Linked DNA regions of Homo sapiens: region 2 is linked to region 1. A link is a contact called in ENCODE Hi-C or POLR2A ChIA-PET data. All regions are on one chromosome and are shown on one strand. Each heading gives the region's core, a stretch centred on a gene start or an enhancer-like site at or near the end of the contact. The rest is flanking DNA. Distances are from core to core; before and after follow the strand shown. Region 1 holds the start of SNX7 (sorting nexin 7). Region 2 holds the start of EXTL2 (exostosin like glycosyltransferase 2).

Evidence for each region. Hi-C counts contacts between places; a loop is a spot of excess contacts on that map. ChIA-PET counts read pairs that join two places held with the same protein, here RNA polymerase II (POLR2A). Pooled maps may share reads with other maps.
Region 2: a loop to region 1 is called in a map of ascending aorta, with 10 times the contacts of the local background. The contact joins the promoter of EXTL2 here to the promoter of SNX7 in region 1. A Hi-C loop is called at or near these places in 1 of 168 maps with a recorded cell type or tissue (ascending aorta) and 6 of 50 pooled maps. POLR2A ChIA-PET finds 5 or more read pairs at or near these places in 1 of 52 experiments (MCF 10A).

Annotation. Positions count from the first base shown.
Region 1 is chr1:98,659,202-98,663,895 of GRCh38, reverse strand. SNX7 (sorting nexin 7) reads right to left here and starts at 2,175. Exons shown (of 9, transcript NM_015976.5): 1 at 1,985-2,175. The coding sequence starts at 2,164. SNX7-DT (SNX7 divergent transcript) reads left to right here and starts at 3,124. Exons shown (of 1, transcript NR_189290.1): 1 at 3,124-3,589. RefSeq lists silencers at 1,794-1,863, 2,094-2,213, 2,234-2,373.
Region 2 is chr1:100,892,679-100,897,372 of GRCh38, reverse strand. EXTL2 (exostosin like glycosyltransferase 2) reads left to right here and starts at 2,531. Exons shown (of 5, transcript NM_001033025.3): 1 at 2,531-2,740. SLC30A7 (solute carrier family 30 member 7) reads right to left here and starts at 1,283. Exons shown (of 11, transcript NM_133496.5): 1 at 1,031-1,283; 2 at 702-803. The coding sequence starts at 1,110. RefSeq lists enhancers at 779-938, 989-1,238, 1,789-1,858, 1,753-2,475, 2,476-3,199.

The DNA of each region.
Region 1 (4,694 bases), core at 926-3,425:
ATCTTTGCCTTAATCTATGTGGGCAGTTTCTACAGAAGTTGTTCTTAACTTTTTCTAAGCATCCAACACGCGCAGTTAACACTAACAAGCAGGGTGGACCCAGGTGTACGGGCTTTTAGAGTTTGGAAGGTCCCCTTTTAAAAGAATACAAAATTAGGTGGAAAAACACATTATTCAGAATGAGAAAAGAAATCTCAATAAATGATTGGAGCCATGGAGATCTAGATTCCTTAGTCTGAGAGAGCTTTAGGCAATTCACCAGAAATGCTTATTTAGAAATGCTTCTGGTCGGGACCTGTCATTTCCTTCCCACCTAGAACATCTGCGACTCCAGCAACCCCCAACACGCCCAGAGGTCTAAGCAAACGAATAGCGCTGAAGCTTCAATTTCATTAGCTTCACCTTGGATCTGCCTCTGACAAGAGGACCTCATTTAAACATTGATTCTTAAGAGTCAGCTAGAACACCTAGAATCTGGGGAAAGAGAAACCACTTGACAAGTTTAAAACAATCCGAGTCACTGTGGCTCAAGCCTGTAATCCCAAACCCTTTGGGTGCTGGAGGTGGTAGAATCCCTTGAGGCCAGATGGGTCCAGCCCCGACAAAAAAAAAAAAAAAAAAAAAAAAAAAAAAAAAAAAAAACCAGAAAGAAACCCTGATGATTCTGATACACCATTGCTATTTCCAACATCCCATCCCAAAGTTTCACAATGCATAACCATAGACTAATATTCCTTATCCAAACAGCAATGTAAAGAAGGAAAGAAAGTAAATAACCAACTGGCCAACTGTCGTTGATCTGAACATGAAGTATGTGTGGAATATAAAAAGGCAGAGTTTACAACTAAACATAAAATAATTCCATTGTTTTACTACTTAACAGAAAAGTCAAGAGCACAAAACTGTGATAGTCTGTTTAAATATTCGGAATACAAACCTGGGCCTATCATTCCATTTAAACCGAAGTAGAAATAAGTTTTATATACTCCTCTTTGGAGTCAGAGTATGCATGGTCACTTCCTAACTTTGGTTTGCTCTCCCAGAGTAAATGCGGTGGTTAAGTAGGTCGTTTGCTTTACCTAATATCTCCAGGTAACGTTAAAATGAACAGGCTTCTTAGTAATGAATACAGCGTTGTGATCTGAACTCAGGTCTTCTCTCAGCAGCAACTTGAGAAACTGGAGTGACATTCAACCTCCCTGCAAGAAAGGTATTTTTCTTTTCTAAAACCCTTTAAGAAATTACAAACACCAGTCTACACGTACCAAAAGTCTACCACTAGCCCCCACAAGTCAATTTCCCTCCAACAGTAAAATAAGCAAATAAGAGCCTTTGGTCCTAAATTTCCCGGGGGCAAGGAAAAACGAAAGCACTGGCTGTGGGTTGGGTGGCAGTAGCTGACCATCTGAAAAATCCTTAGCTCCTCAGCGGAGGAGCTTCCTGTTAGAAACAACCGTTTTCTCCTGTTCAGGGAGATTTCCTAGAACCTATTCCCACAAGACCCGAGACTCACCCAAGTCTCAAATCCACAAGCAACAACACTAAATTAAGAATAATTTCTCTAAACTTGGCTGCTCTCCCAGAGTTCAGGGCTGGCCTCGCCCGAAAAGCAGCTGGCGGGAGCGGTTTTGAGCCACCAGCCTCCCAGGTTCGGGAGCTGCCGCGAGGAAGATGTCTGTGTCAGAGAAGCAGAAAGGGAAAACAAATCACAACTTTGCAGACTCCACTAAGCCACAGCCCCGCCGAACGGAAGGTCAAAGTGCGGAGGAGGGAGCGGCTGCGGTTTGAGGCCCCGAGGCGACGCGGCCCCGGGTGCGGCCAGAGCTGGCAGGCGGGGTCCAGCAGCCCGGGGGACCTCACTCGTCCCCAGCTCAGAGCCACCGCCCCGGGAGGGCAAGCGCGCCAGAGGCAGCCGTCGGCGCAATGCTGGCAACGCCCGGAGTTGCCTTGGAAGTTTCCCGGGACTCGCCGCCGCCGCCCTCACCTTGCTGAACACCTCCAGGTCGTCCTCGTCCTCGTCCAGATCCAGCACCTCCGCCTGCAGCAGGGCGGAAGAGCCACTGCTGCCCGGAAAGGGGGCGCCGCCCCCCGGGCTCTCCCCGTTGGCGCCCCCGGCCGGGAGGCCCGAGGAGGGCGCCTGCGATGCCCGGCGCTCGCCCTCCATCCCGAGAGTGCGCGCCCAGCCGGCCGCCACCGCCGCCGCCAGCCCGGCTCCCCCGAGCGTGCCCATTGGCTCCCACGTCTCCTGCACCTCCCCGGCCGGCCCCGCTCCAGCCCCTCGCCCGCTGCGCAGACGCGGAACTGCCGGGACCAGCGCTGGCCCGGGCCGGGCGCATCCCCACCTGGCCTGGGGCGGGCTGGAGGGGCGGAACTGGGACTCTCGGACTCCGGCTACGTTGGAGAAAGGGTTGGCTGTACCCTGGAGAAGAGGAGAGACTCAAAGGTAGGAGGTGGGCGTCCTCGCATTGACCCAGTCGGGGGCCACCGAGTGACGGTTTCCGCAGTGGCGGGGTCTGGGAAGAAGCCACGAAGCGAACCGTCCACTTCGCGGGATCCACAGCGAGGCTGGAAGGCACCCGACCCAGCCTTGCCAAGAGAAAAAAAAAAAACAGCAATAACAATACTGTATTTCCTGTATTCAGTGGTTGCCTTTCTTCTTGGTTGTGATTTTCGAGCTAATGTAAAAATAAAGACATGAAAACTTCCCGTTTTGTTAATTGATTTTTGACCCAGTGACTGGCCTGTGCGGTCATTTCACTGTCGAGCCAGGAAAGCTGAGCTTTACAAACTATTTTCAGCCACTTTCAAATGCATCTTTACTCCTGGACGTCTTCCTGAAGTTAATGAGCAGAATGTTACCAAGACCCAAGGACAACTAGCAAGTCTGGAAAATTGCCACCGAGAAATAATCTTCAGTCCTTGCATTGCCAAGGCAAAGCTTTAATTATTTAACTGCTTATTATTCAAAAACAAAACTAAGTTCCAAAACTAATGGAAAATTTTGCCCACGTTGATATATTCTTTAATTTATCTTCAGGTTTTATTTACTTCCGTCAGCCCCACCTCTTTTCTGTAGGCCCATTTAAAAATTTTTAAATACATTAAGCTCTATGTAAGAATTCCTTATTTGGGGAAATAGAGAATATCTTTATTTCTGATTAGAGGCAAGGCCTTAATAATATATTATCTCCTAATCATTCAAATGTATTCCCATTGATTTCAGACGTGCACCCACCCTTCAGTCAGGTTGGTCACTGCCCCATGAGTATCCACATTTGTTTCTGTGCTTGATGATTTCTGTACTTTAAATGCCATCTCCTGCCCATCCTTCAGAAATTAAATATAGTCCCATCTCTTTCAGAAAGACTTTCTAAATGACAGTCTGTTCTCAATTTAGCATTTAATTTTATTCCATCTTGCAGATTGTATTTGTTTCATGTACAAGTTTTCCATTCCTTAGTAAATGATAACATTTTCAGGTTGAGGATCCTGATATGTATTAACCACAGTATCAGATGTACTCTCAAAATGCTCTCTGCTAATTTCTGTAAATAATATAAGTTATTAAAAGACTTTATTTTTTCCTTGATAAGCTTATTCTGACTAGTAAGGAAGATTCAAGGTTTTCTAATTGCAATCTGAACCAGGAAATTCTTAATAATGCTGTAACTCACAGAATTGCTAGAAACCATAGAGAATGGGCTCAGAAAATGGGCAGAATAAAGCAAGGCTGCACAGCTTGGATTATAGCCAAAAGCAAGGCCACAGAACCAGTGGTACAGACATTGCTGCTACCATTGCCTGATACTGGTTGCCACACCATCTTCACCAGTGTCAATATTGTCATTAACACTGATGTTACTGGACTCCAGTTGCTTTCCCTGGCAGCAGTACCACAGCTACCTCTGAGAACTTCCCTGCTATTACTGCCACAAAAATGTCTCCATCACCCTGTTTCTCTGTGTTGATTTTTCTAGTATTAAAACCCTGGAGAGTATGTGTGCTTGGCCAATCTGGCCAAGTTTCATGGAAATTCCTAAGGCAGAGAATTTTCTAAACATAGAAAGGCCATATTGATGCTTGTCAACCAAAAACAAGAAAAATAGGAAGAGGGGTAGGATGAGGAAGAAGAGTAGGGAAAACGTGACTATAATTTGCCCCTTTGGCTGTCCAATTAATATTACCTTTCTTCACATACTCCCCCTACCTCCATGCTTTGAGCACCTGAGCATGCAGTTCACAGCCCCTCAAAGGGAGATAATCCCAAACCTACTCATTATTAGTACAACTCCAAAGCAGTATGTCTATTCCTCCTGTAGTCTCAGCTTCCTATTAAGTGGGACTATCACTGGGTTTTTTTGTTTGTTTGTTTGTTTGTTTTTGAGACAGAGTCTCACTCCCTCGCCGAGGCTAGAGTGCAGTGGCGTGATCTCTGCTCACTGCAACCTCCGCCTCCCGGGTTCAAGCGATTCTCCTGCCTCAGCCTCCTGAGTAGGTGGGACTACAGGCGTGCGCCACCACGCCCAGCTAATTTTTTGTATTTTTAGTAGAGACAGGGTTTCACCATGTTGGCCAGAATGGTCTCGATCTCTTGACTGCATGATCCACCCGCCTCGGCCTCCCAAAGTGCTGGGATTACAGGCTTAAGCCACCGTGCCCAGCCTATCACTAGGTTTTTTAATGGAAGAATTCTT
Region 2 (4,694 bases), core at 1,282-3,781, 2.2 Mb before region 1:
CTCAACAGCAAATACCTGAATAATAGTAACTTCACTGCCACAGAGTTACACACTAGATTTTCCTCCTCCTAAGGATGTTTCAAAAAAAACAAAAACCCTCAAAGGTGCCACCAAAACCCAAGAAATGTTGTTTCTAGAAACTATATGGGATTTTTACATCGCAGTTAAGACTACAGGAAAATCATGAGACAGTTTCGGCATTAAAGAGAGAAGAGAATGACACATATTCCTCCCGATATCACTTTATAAAACCTCCCATTCCAAGCCCCAATAACAAACTAAGTAGAACATCTCAGATATACTCTCTCAGAATCTTAAGGGTGAAATCCAAATGCCACTCCCCCCCGAGAGAGGCAGCAAACAAGTTTCTCCCAATTCCAACAAAGTGGGTAAACCTAAGGCCTACAATTAGAAATGAAAGATTCTGCCCATCTGCTAAAATAAGGAGGGGCTTGTCAGTCTTGTCTGATGGAACTGGAGGGGAGCGTGACAAGAGAGGTTGCACAGGATAGGCCCAGATCTTACTCAAGAACTGTAGCCCTACCAGATTGGTGTGGGTATGAGAAAGCAACTCAGCAGCAGAGGTAGGTAACAAAGGTAGGACCTGAACCTCCTAGTGAGGAGCTACGTGGCATTAAGCAAACAGTGCTTCGTCTCCCTCACACCCAGCTTCCGCCCAAACCATTTTCCCCTTTGGTTACCAGTTGCTCCAGATGCCGTAGAGTAGTTCCACAAAAGCGAAAGAGAGGTTCAGGCACAGGAAGAAAAACAGGTTCCGGGAAGTCTTGTCGGACAGTATAGACCTGGGAATGATACACGTGGAAAAGAGCCGGGAGAGTTAAGGAGGTGCCGGGACCCCGAGGCTGGGTACCCTCTTCAAGACCCTCCCAGTTCACATGCTCCTTTCTTCACAGCTAGGGGTTGACGGGGAGTTTTTGACTCTCCCTCACTGGACCTCGGGCCATCCTGAGGTCTGGGCCTTCTCCCTTTCTGCCGGACACCCCCTCCCCGCAAACACAGCACCCCGCACCTAAACCAGCCCGAGATCTTGCCGAACAAATTGAACTTGGGTGGTTTGTATTCATCGTCTTTGATGGACAGGGGCAACATCTTCTCTGCCCGGCGAAGGGCCGGGTCTACTCCCCTCTAGAAGTGGCTCCGTGGGGTGATGGCAGTGACAGTAGTGACGCCTCAAACGGGAATCCCCAGCGCTTGTCCGGGGCCGCGCGCCGCTGCGAGACACAGACAGACACAGACACACACCCGGGAATTCGCTTACTTCCGGCCCGGGCCGCGCAACGCGTCCTGGGACAGGAAAGGAGGGAGGCCGGTCGCGGGCGGGGCCTGCGCGGCGGAGGGCGTGGCTTGCGGCGGGGGCGGGATGAGAAAGGTGCTGGAGCTGTTGGAGGGACGCCAGGAGGTGGCAACTACCAGGGGGTGTGAGGGGCTGACCTGGGATGGAATCCTGCCACCCGGACTCAGGAAGAAAATCCTGAGGTGGCGACCTGCAGACTGGGCTGGGAGATGGAGAGCCCGCTCACGCCCACCCGACCGCCTACCACCAGTGTTCCCGGATGCATGGGCTCCAGCGCCTGCCCTTTCGCCATTTCCTCCCAACTGGCATTAAATCCTGGTGTGGTAGATATCAGTGATTAAGAGTCTAGGCAGCCACGTGTTCTATTGCCGCCAGTCCGCAGGAAACGCAAGTGATCGTTTTGCTGCGTTAACTCTATGGGCGCCCAAATCTTAGGAATCCATTCCACGCCACCCCGAAAACAGCGCTTGACCCTTCTGGACTGCCACGCAGGAGGCGATCAATGTTTTTCTTTCTTTATTTTTTTAAGAGACAAGGTCTCGCCCTGTCACCTAGGCTGGAGCACAATGAGGCTCACTACAGCCTGGAACTCCCGGACGCAAGTGATCCTCCTCAGCCTCCGGAGTAGCTGAGACCTCAGGCGTGCGCCACCATGCCTGGCATCAATCAATGTCTTTCAAAATAAAGGCTGTTAAACGTAGTATAGGAAAGAAGCTTTTTAATGGTAGGTTCTACCAGACGTGTTTGTTTGATTTTTAGGTTTGGTTAATGCATTGTTTCCCGTACAATCTCAACCCGCGGAAACCCCGAAACTCTAGAATTCGTGCCGGTCTCTTTCGCTTCCAGGTCATCCCCGGGGCAACGGCCGCCGCTCTAATTCTTGTCAGAACCTCCAGGCCAGTTTCAGCAACGTGCAGGCAGAAGCTGGCCCCTCGGTGGGATGCGAGGGCGTGTGGAGCGCGGGGAGGAGAGCCCCACAGGCCTTTCCTGGGCACCCGCGGTGGATGGGAAGGCTCCTTCGGGCGCCTTTCAGGGAAGTTGTTTGGCTGAGGGAAGGTGGTCCGTCACGTGAATGTTTAAAAGTTGTTACCTTGGAGAAGAAATGGAGGAAAGGATTGGCTTTCGGAGGTGGGCTGGAAACTACAAAACCGAGCTTCCTGGGAATGCCTTTTAGGCCGACAGGAAGTGGAGCGTCACCGAAAGGGAGGGGCGGCCACTCGGGGACTGTCCCTTGCTCCAGGCGCTCACTTTGCGGGCGGCACTTTTTCCAGGTTGTTAATCCAGCTAATGGAGAAGGATAGATGCACGCTACTTGGTTTAGAAAAAAAAACAAAAATGAGCAAACGAGACGCCCCTTCCGTTTTATGATAACTAAGCTGCAGGGAAATAAATCGGCTGGCCCTACTGCAATCTACTGCACTCGAGGTAAGGAGACACAGCAAAATGCTCCAGTATTAGTATTTTTCTTTTTGTAGTGAGGATATATGCATGTTTTGCTCTCGTTCTGAGAACTTTGTGTGTGTGTATGGAGTATTCGGTGGTTTTATTTTTGAAAATATGTACTTATTCTACAATTTTGAAAAATGTTAATTAAAACTGCTGTGTAAAAACAGCTAGGTTTCAGAAGTAAGTTCTGGGAAGAGTATTTTGTATTTGCCTTTGTTAGCGTATATTTCATTCTTTTAATTTAAGTGTAGAAATATTTAAAATTAGTAGCATTTACTCTTTTTTTGGAAGGAAGTTTTTGTATTAGCAGTAGACCTTGAATTTTACTCTACTGCACTGCTGAGGAAAAATTAATTGGGTGCAAACTAGATAGTTTAAAGATAAATAATTCTATGGTAATTGGATTTTTCTCCAAAACGCCCTTATTCAATATGATTTAACTTGGGAGAAGGCGGGAGAAGTAATAGAAATAATTAAATTTCAGCAACTGATTTCCAGCATAATCCTAACTCATCAAGGTCAGCTGCATTTTGAACTTTTTTGTATTCTGCCTTTGAAAATAAGTCCTATATTTTATACTGTATTGCTACAAATCAGAAATCGCTTAAGTGGTTTATGGAGAAACCTACATTACCTCTTTTCAAATAGTTTTGAAATGGGTACGAGAAATTGAAGTTTAATTTCAGTTACATCAGTTTCCAGAGACTCCCAAATTCCCCCACTCCCCATCCCCCAAGATATATGATAGGTATTCCCATGAGGACCTTCTCCTTTCAAAAAGTGATGGTGATGTCTTCACATCTTTCAGTCTTAAAGAGCATAATGACCAAATTTAAAACTAAAGGCATTTTATTTGCAATATAAAAGTGTAGGTGGACACTATTTAAATCAGGAAAAGTTCTATGAGTGAAAAACGTCAGGCTGTGCCTCACTTCTTTTGTCATTGTCAAATAATGTTTGTCCCATATATGTTAACCTATCTTTGTTGTCATATCAAATTTGTTTCTTTCATTCATTCAACAGTCATTTAATGAATGTCTTCTATGTGCCAGGCTCTGTGCTGGGTGCTGGGGATACAAAGCCAGATAAATAAAAAGTTCCTTCCCTGGAGGAATTTTATGGAAAAGAGTAGTTATGAAGAAAGGGGGGGGTTGTGACAGGCAAATCAGTCTCGTCTTTTAGAACTCTGTGATGTTTAAAATTTACACAAGGGATGCCCTTGGAGCAGTGTGAAGGGACAGCTGTCACTCAGTAAGTCTTTCCATAAATACTAAGCCATTCCTTTTGCCCTTTCAATATGTCGTATTGGAAAATCAAAAATGATTCTTCAACTCTGTTCAAATGGTATCTTGCAAGTCACCAATCAGAATTCTTAATTCCTTTGTATGTTACAAGATTAAATCGGTTTATAAGATCATAAAATACATATACTATTGAACATTTTTAAACTAAAAAATGGATTTCTACCCTGAACTTTTAAATATGTTTTTATATCTCTCCTACCAACTAATTGCATTAGGTTAGCTATGCAGACTCTATGGGTGGAAAAACCCCAGCTGCTCAGACGTGTGACTGAGGATTCTGAGAAATGAAAGCAGAGAGAATTAAGGGGCAGAAGCTCATTTCAGTCATGGTTTCAGCTCCTTTTGGGCAATGGTCAGCAAGGAATAGGAAAGATGCTATCTGTCATTCCTCAGTAATCAACCCTGGCATTTATCTGCAACCCTGTTTGACCCTTTTAGATGCTTCAAATTGAGCGCCCTGGGAACTGCTGGTTAAAAAAGGAGTTGTAAAGGTACATAAGAATACAAATTCATATAAATCTAGAAACTGGATACAAGTGCAAATTGCTGACATGTTCAAATGTTTTGCTCCATGGCATACATCCTCTGGTTTCAAATGTGTAACATTAGATAGTTGGGATCGTGTGCAT